Regions from separate parts of the Homo sapiens genome. Here all the other regions are linked to region 1. Evidence: read pairs that join two places in POLR2A ChIA-PET (ENCODE). Cell type or tissue: K562. All regions are shown on one strand.

Region 1 (2,500 bases):
AGGCTAGGGGGAGTGCTGCTGCACTCACTGGGCTGCTCCAGGGTCCTGGCTACCTGCCCTTCATCTTCCAGCAGGAAGGGGCCCCTCCTCTAGACAGCCAGCTGAAACAGGGCTGACGCCCACCCAGTGGGGAGGGGTGCCATCAGGGAACTTGCCTTGGGCTCGTCTTAGGTGGATAGGTGGCTGGGGCACTAGCTGCTGGTGCAGTTGAGAAGATGGAGCCAGCTTAAAGATAAGATGCGGGCGCGTTTTTGGCGCAGTGTCTGGTCTTCTGCGCTCTGCTCCAGGGGTTCCAGGCAGGTTGGCCCTAGATGCAAGATACAGGGGTCCAGCCAGTGGTAGGGTAGCTCACCCCTCTGCAGGTGGGGGAACTGAGGCTCAGAGGGGCACATGGTGGGTACCTAGAATCTTGAGCATGCTAGCCGAGTGGCCTCTGTATATGGCGCTCAGGGCAGCAGGGAGTGGTCCCTGCGGAGGCTGTTTTCTGAGGGGTCTGCGGAGAAGCCAGTGGGAGGCCTGGGCCCGAGCCCTTTCTCTTGCCAGACCCACTGAGTCTCCCTGGGTTGGTCTCAGCTCATTTAATCTCAGAACCTGTTTCCCTGTTCGTGATGCTGGAGCCATTGGCTTGGCCTTTGTGGGGTTTGACATAAGAAGGTGGCTCCAGCCTGGCCCTTCCCCTCCCATTTTTCACTGCAGCAGAACTAGATTCCCTAGGGTGTGGCCCACATTGAGGCTGGCCTGGGGGAGCAGTGGGGGTGCATTCGGGGCTTCTGTGCCTCGATGGGGAGAACCCAAGATACAAAGTGGGGGTCCCCTGCAGGGCCCTTTTCCAGGTCCCCATCGAACTCTGTGGGGACAGTTCTTCGCAGGCCCATTCAGAGTGGCGGCTGGGCAGGAGGGTGAGGGGGGATCTGGGAGACTGGAGAGATCTCACAGAGCCGTGACTACTGTCTCATCGGCCCCCATTTCATGGCAGGTGAAACTGAGTCGCAGCCAGGTTTGTGCCAGTGAGGGAGGCCTTGTGCTCTGTGCATCGCAGCACGGGCACCTGCCCTGCCGGAACTGTTTCCCCCTTTGCAGGCGGACTGAAGTGTGGTCATAAACCGAGGCCAAACCGAGGCCTGGGAAGGACTTGGCCAAAGTCTTTCGGCGGGAAAGTGACACCCCTGCCGCAGGGAGGGGGAGGGAGCAGAAGTCCAGGCCGGCAGTGGGTGGGGGGAGGTGGTGGGAAGTGGGGGGACAGGGGGCGACCCGGGGCTGCAGGGCCCCGCCCCCTGTCTCTGGGGGGCGGGACCTCACATTGCCCGCCCCCCGCCCGCCACGCCCACCCCGGCCCCCGCCACGCCCCACCTGGGCGCGGCCCCGCCCGATTGGCTGCTCGCCGTGACCGCCGCCAGATCCGCCCCCGCGGGGAGCGAGTCCGCCGAGCCTGAGCCCGAGCGGCCGAGGCGCCGGAGCCGAGCCTGGTCCAGCCACCGCCTCCCCCGCTGCTGGCCAGCGCCCCCCGAGTCCCGGCCCGATGCCGGCCGAACTCAGACAGGTTGGAGGGAAGTTGGCTTGGGGGGACCCTGGCCCGGGGTCGGAGGCAGAGGGCGGGGCGTCGGCCTGCCCGGGAGGACCCGCTTTTGTTCCGCGGAGCCGCTGGCCCGAGGCAGCTATTGTCTTGCGCCCCTGGCTGGGCTGCGTCAGGCTGGGGCCAGGGCCGGGCGGGTGGCGGTGTGAGCGCGGTGCCCCCGGGTATGCAGGGCGGGCCGCAGGGTCTCTGGAGCCCATCCGCGGGGCCTGGGGGGGTCGGGACCCCTGGCAGTTTGACCCTCCTCTTGGCACCGGCCCGGACCGGATGGACGCTTCTTGGCCAGCGCCCAGGACAGGTGCCTGGGGACACGGGTGGAGAGCCAGGGCCTTCCTGAGCGGCTTCTGTCTGTGCAGGAAGGAGGCTGAAGTCTGAAGAGGGAAGCCCGGGTAGGCCTTCTGCTCCCTGAGAGGGTTCCTCCTCTCCCCTCCACACCCCCTACGCCGGCTCTGACTCCCGGGACCTGCAAAGGAGCTTCCGGAGCTTTAATGGAAGTCTTCTCTGCCTCCGAGGCGCACGTGATGGGAGGGATAGAGACAGGCCCTGCCCACTAATGGATGCTGGAGGAGATCTCTAAGGAAAACGGGATCCTCCCCCTCTCAGCATTGAGGTGGGGGGAGGCATAGGCAGTTTGTCCTCTGCTCAGAGCAGTGCTGGGTTCAGTAACAGGCAGGGAAACTGAGCAGAGGAGAGACCAGCCAAGACCCTCTGTGGTGGGAGGCAGGTCTCCCACACACCTGCTACCTGGGCAACTAGGCCCCTGCCTGTCCTACGGCCCTGGTGTGGCCCCCAGGGTCTGGCCCTCAGAGGTGGAGGGACCAGTTTTTGGGAAATCCATGGTCACAGTGTGTCTGATGACCCCAAGCTGAGCTTGGGGAAGCTGAGGTGGATGACAGTCAGCCCTGCTCTCCCACCCCAAGTTTGCTC
Region 2 (2,500 bases), 78 kb before region 1:
TCCAACAGAAGTCCAGGCCAGCCTGCCTCCCGCTCCAGTGGGGCCTCCATTGCGACCTGATAGACCTGTATGGGTGGCTGGCCCCATAATCAGCATCTACCACATCCCACGCGCATGGGGTCTCTCACAGCGGCCCCTGCCCATGGACAGATGGACTGACCCACAGGCATCCACATGTGGTGCTGAAGAAGCCGTGAGGAAAGGGGGAGGTGGGAAGGGCCTCGTCCAGGGTGTCTGGCTGCACAGGAGACATAGCAGCTCCCACTGGCACCCTGCATACAAGGGAAAGGCCTCGAAATGCGCTCACCAAAGCCTCAGAGTTTTATTATCAGGAGCTCACATTCAGGTACAGATTCCTATGAAGTTTGCCTCACCTGGAGGGAAGAGGGAGAGAGCAGGGCTGGCTGAGATGGGGCTGCCAGAGGCATGGTCTCCAGCTGGGTAAGCGGGATTCTGAGAGCCCCTGGTGCACACGGAGCCTCCTGGCACACACAGGATTGTCTCAAACACAGAGGACCTCTGGCACACTCAAGGGCACTGAATCTAGCAATGAGTCTGCACTTCTGTTATGAGAGTGGGTTTTTCGGCCAGGCGTGGTGGCTCACGCCTGTAATCCCAGCACTTTGGGAGGCCGAGGCAGGTGGATCACCACGTCAGGAGTTCAAGACCAGCCTGACCAACATGGTGAAACCCCGTCTCTACTAAAAACACAAAAATTAGCTGGGCATGGTGGCACACGCCTGTAATCCCAGCTAATCAGGAGGCTGGGGCAGGAGAATTGCTTGAACTTGGGAGGCGGAGGTTGCAGTGAGCCGAGATCGTGCCACTGCACTCCAGCCTGGGTGACAGAGCAAGACTCCGTCTCAAAAAAAAAAAAAAGAGAGAGTGGGTTTTTCTCAGGTCTTCTCGGTGCCCAATTCCAAATGTGGCTGTCTCCTCTGCAGGAGCAGGTCTGCTTGTCAAGAGTCCAAGCACGCCTGTGTTCTGTGGCCACAGGAGAGGAGGGGCCGCTTTTAAATACAAGCCTACTCCTGTCGTTGGACCAGAACAAAGACCTACTGGCCAGAAGCACATGAGAGGTGAGAGTCGCCCTTCTGCCTTGTTCGGCATCGTGTGTGTGCACCTGTGTGTGTGTGTCTGTGCAACTGTGCATGTGTGCACATGTGTAGCACACCTGTGCACGTACATGTGCCTGTGTCGGTGTCCATGTATATGGCTTGCATGTGTGTGCTTGTGCACACGCAGGAGTGTATGTGTGTGCCATGTGAGTGCCTGTGTACATGTGCAAGAGTGGGCTCAGGTGTATCCACATGTTCATGGTATACCTCGGCCGGTCCTAGACCTAGTATCAGACTCTGCTGCTCCTCACTGGCATAAAGGCAGACCCTGAACTGGGCATGGGGACACAGATGGGTAACACGCAAACCACAGGGCCCTGATCCGGGGGATGCTGGCCAAGCCACGGGCAGTGCAATGCAGTATGGCAAAGGAAGGTTTCCTGTCCACAGTGCCCCTCAAGGCAGGGCCCCCCAGGAGCCCACTGGCCAGGCCCAGAGGTGGGGTTAGCTCTGCAGTGTGAACTCATAGGTTCTGGTCTCCCAGTGGGAGAGGTCCTTGTCCATCATGCTACGCTCAGTGAAGGTCACGTGGCCGTCCGCATCTACCAGGATGATAGTGTTGGTTCTGAAAGAGAGCAGGGGCCCTCGTTCACCTGGTGTCCCTCAGCCCTGCCCTGCCTGTCACAGCCACAAATAGGGCAAGAATGCAGGCAGGTAGAGTTAGGAACCCCATGCCTGGAGGCTGTGCCAAGTCACAGAGAGCAGCAGCCTCAGTCTTGGGGATGATGAGGGGCCATCAGTGGCGTGTGAGCTCTTGGCTGGCTCCACAGGCCCACACTTGCTGAGTCCTGCCACCTTCACTGGGAACCACCCCACCCTGCCCTGCTCTCCCCGTGTAGCATGAGCCAAGGCATAGGGCAGCCTGCGGGCTGACCACACACTTCCCCTTTGGAGGCCCAGGTTCCCAGACACAGCCATGCTTGGTTCTTCCAAGAGGTCAAGCTGTTGACCACTTGGGGCCCAGGCCTCCTCTGTCTGGAAGGCTTCCCTCCTGTGCCCTCTCTTCCACTGCCCAGGCCATGCCAGCCCACCTGAAGCAAACATTCAGCACACTCTCCTCTCCTCCAACCCTCTCTGCCGTGGGCTTTGCAGACGGAGGGTGGCCCTGGATCCCCCAACAGCCCCAGCACAGGCTGGTTCCCAGGGCAGACACATACGCAGTGCACCCCGTGGGGTGGGACCCAGCGGCTATGCGGCCTGCCAGGGAGTGGAGTTGGCACTTGCCTTCCCCTCACACACAGGAAGATGAGCCTATGACAGAGGAGGGGCTGAAGGAAATGACACCCTGCACCTGCCAATGGGCCAGCCAGCCCCAGGCAGGAAAGGCTGGCCAGCAGCCACCACCCAAGGGTACAGCCTGCAGGCCTAGTGCCATGGTGCCG
Region 3 (2,500 bases), 54 kb before region 1:
ATGACACCTGTAATCCCAGCAGTTTGGGAGGCCAAAGTGGGAGGATCACTTGAGGCTAGGAGTTTTGAGACCAGCTTGGGCAAGAAAGTAAGACCCCATATCTACAAAAAAAAAATACAAAAATTAGTCAGGTGTGGTGGTGCATGCCTGTATTCCCAACTACTGGGGAGGCTGAGGCAGCAGGATCATTTGAGCCCAGGAGTTTGAGGCTGCAGTGAACTGTGACTGCACCATTGCACTCCAACCTGGGGAACAGAGAAGCCCTGTCTCTAAAAAAAAAAAAAAAGTGATGGCTGAAGACCCCCTGAGCACTTGTGCCGGAGAGGCAGCTCCAAGGAGCAGAGCTCAGCTGTCCTGCCATCACAATCTGAGTCTGAAACCAAGTTGCAGTGGTGAGAGCCCGACAAGTGTTTAAAAATAATTTCCATATTGATCATTGCACATCAATTTCATAAAACAACATTTGCTCCTGATTAAATGTGAAATAACAGACATTCATAAAATTGGGAGTGAAAGTGGTGCTCACAGCTGGGTACGGTGGCTCATGCCTGTAATCCCAGCATTTTGCGAGGCCGAGGTGGGTGGATCATGAGGTCAGGAGTTCAAGACCAGCCTGGCCAAGATGGTGAAACCCCATCTCTATTAAAAATACAAAAATTAGGCCGGGCCCGGTGGCTCACGCCTGTAATCCCAGCACTTTGAGAGGCCAAGGTGGGAGGATCACGAGGTCAAGAGATCGAGACCATCCTGGCTAACACGGTAAAACCCCGTCTCTACTAAAAATACAAAAAATTAGCCAGGTGTGGTGGCGGGCGCCTGTAGTCCCAGCTACTCGGGAGGCTGAGGCAGGACAATGGTGTGAACCCGGGAGGCAGAGTTTGCAGTGAGCCGAGATCATGCTACTGTACTCCAGCCTGAGTGACAGAGCAAGACTCCGTCTCAAAAAAAAAAAAAAAAAATTAGCCGGGTGTGGTGGCGGGCGCCTGTAATCCCAGCTGCTCGAGAGGTTGAGGCAGAGAATTGCTTGAACCCGGGAGGCGGAGGTTGCAGGGAGCTGAGATCGTGCCACTGCACTCTAGCCTGGGCGACAGAACGAAACTCCATTTCAAACAAAAAAGTACATGGTGCTAGCACCCACCATTCATGCCCTTGGAGGCATTCACACCTGTGTGCACATGTGTGCCCCCCACTCAGTGCCTGCCCCTGAAGCTTCTTGCCAGCAGAACTGGGGAAATGCTTTTGGTCATTGCCAGGGACTGTGCCATGCCCTAGAGCCCTTGGGGTCTGCTATGGAAGCCTTACCACCTCCAGGGTGCCCCATTCAGCCTGGTCTGACACCCAGCTGGCCCCAGGGCTGCACCAGGTCTCAGGGATGTGCTGCCTGGGGTAGGGGGAGGTGGTCTCTGTCCCTGATGAGCCTCAGCCTTTGTACCTCTAACTGCCATGTTTCAACCCAGACCCAGCCCAAGTCTCCATGTCCCTTCTGGGCAGAAGTGCCCCCCAACCTCTGCAGCAGGGATGGCAGGAGAGCCCACCTTCCCTGGGCTGGACAGTGCTAGTAGAAGGCAGTGCACTTGCCCCAGACCTGGATGGGCCAGTCCTGTAGGTGCCCATTGGTTGTGTCCTGGCCAGCGGGCAGGAGAAGGGGGAACACCGCAGTCCCTGAGTGCTATGGTGGGGATGTGCCAGGGTCTGGGATGACAGCTCCTCCACCCTATGGGTGGGGTCAAGCTCCATGTGGTTCTGCTCAGCATTCTCTCTTAAATACCTTCCTCCTCTGCTTCCACGTCCCACAGCCCTGCAGGTGAACAGGGGTCGGGGGAGCCAGGGACACCTCATCCCAGTCCAGCCCCAAACCAGGCTGGGGCTGTTGGCTTCGGGTGCTGATTCTGACATAATGCTCTTACAAAGGGAAAATAAAGGGGAGAAAAGTAGGAAGAAAAGCTGACTGAGCATGGACTTTTGTCCTAAGATGTTCAGCTGTCTGTTTTTAAACAAGGAGCAATTATATATGTTTGCCTAATAACTCAGGAACATTAATTGCCAGGTTATTTTTGTTCCAGCAGTCATGTTTAGCTGAATTGCTGGTGGTTTGCCAGGGATTTCATTGAATACATAATTCAGGGACAAGCCAGCATGCTGAGCACCCAGATCAAGCCCCAAAGGGAGGAGGAAGTAGCTCTCTCAGTCATCACTGGTGGGGCTGCACATGGGTAGAAGCCTATCTGCGCCCCACGTCCAGAGAGACAGGGATGCACCCACCACGGTGAGGTCCCTGAGGATGGCAAGTCACCTCGGCTTTATTTTGTTCCAATAACTGAAACCACTAATTATCCATCACCACCTGACACCCACGCTGCTAGGCAGGGTGAGTGCGTGTACTGTCCGGGGGGTATGTGCATCATCTCGGGGGGTGAGTGTGTTCTGCCGGGGGGTGAGTGTGTGCACTGTCTGGGGGACAGTTTGGTGACAGATAGGAGGTACTCTGGCCTGAGATCCA

The links. ChIA-PET counts read pairs that join two places held together with the same protein. Peaks named below come from ENCODE experiments on the same cell type or tissue, not always from the same donor. Only the 100,000 strongest peaks of a DNase experiment are listed, where the experiment ranks them.
Region 2: POLR2A ChIA-PET joins it to region 1 with 5 read pairs; 8 of 35 experiments call an interaction of 5 or more read pairs at or near these places.
Region 3: POLR2A ChIA-PET joins it to region 1 with 6 read pairs; 6 of 35 experiments call an interaction of 5 or more read pairs at or near these places.

The regions. Positions count from the first base shown.
Region 1 is chr22:19,986,113-19,988,612 of GRCh38, reverse strand. All of the region lies in intron 3 of ARVCF (ARVCF delta catenin family member), which reads left to right. Among named protein-coding and RNA genes, the nearest start is that of MIR4761, 24 kb to the right of the region's middle. RefSeq lists a silencer at 1,273-1,712 and an enhancer at 2,071-2,500. In K562, a CTCF peak has its summit at 1,555; DNase peaks (open chromatin) are centred at 1,352 and 2,059; H3K4me3 peaks cover 970 bases.
Region 2 is chr22:20,063,725-20,066,224 of GRCh38, reverse strand. TANGO2 (transport and golgi organization 2 homolog) reads right to left here. Exons shown (of 9, transcript NM_152906.7): 9 at 1-1,683. The coding sequence ends at 1,563. Among named protein-coding and RNA genes, the nearest start is that of DGCR8, 15 kb to the left of the region's middle. RefSeq lists an enhancer at 1-117. In K562, no CTCF peak of the experiment used is centred here; no DNase peak of the experiment used is centred here.
Region 3 is chr22:20,039,772-20,042,271 of GRCh38, reverse strand. The region is part of intron 2 of TANGO2 (transport and golgi organization 2 homolog); the gene reads right to left. Among named protein-coding and RNA genes, the nearest start is that of MIR185, 7.9 kb to the right of the region's middle. In K562, no CTCF peak of the experiment used is centred here; no DNase peak of the experiment used is centred here.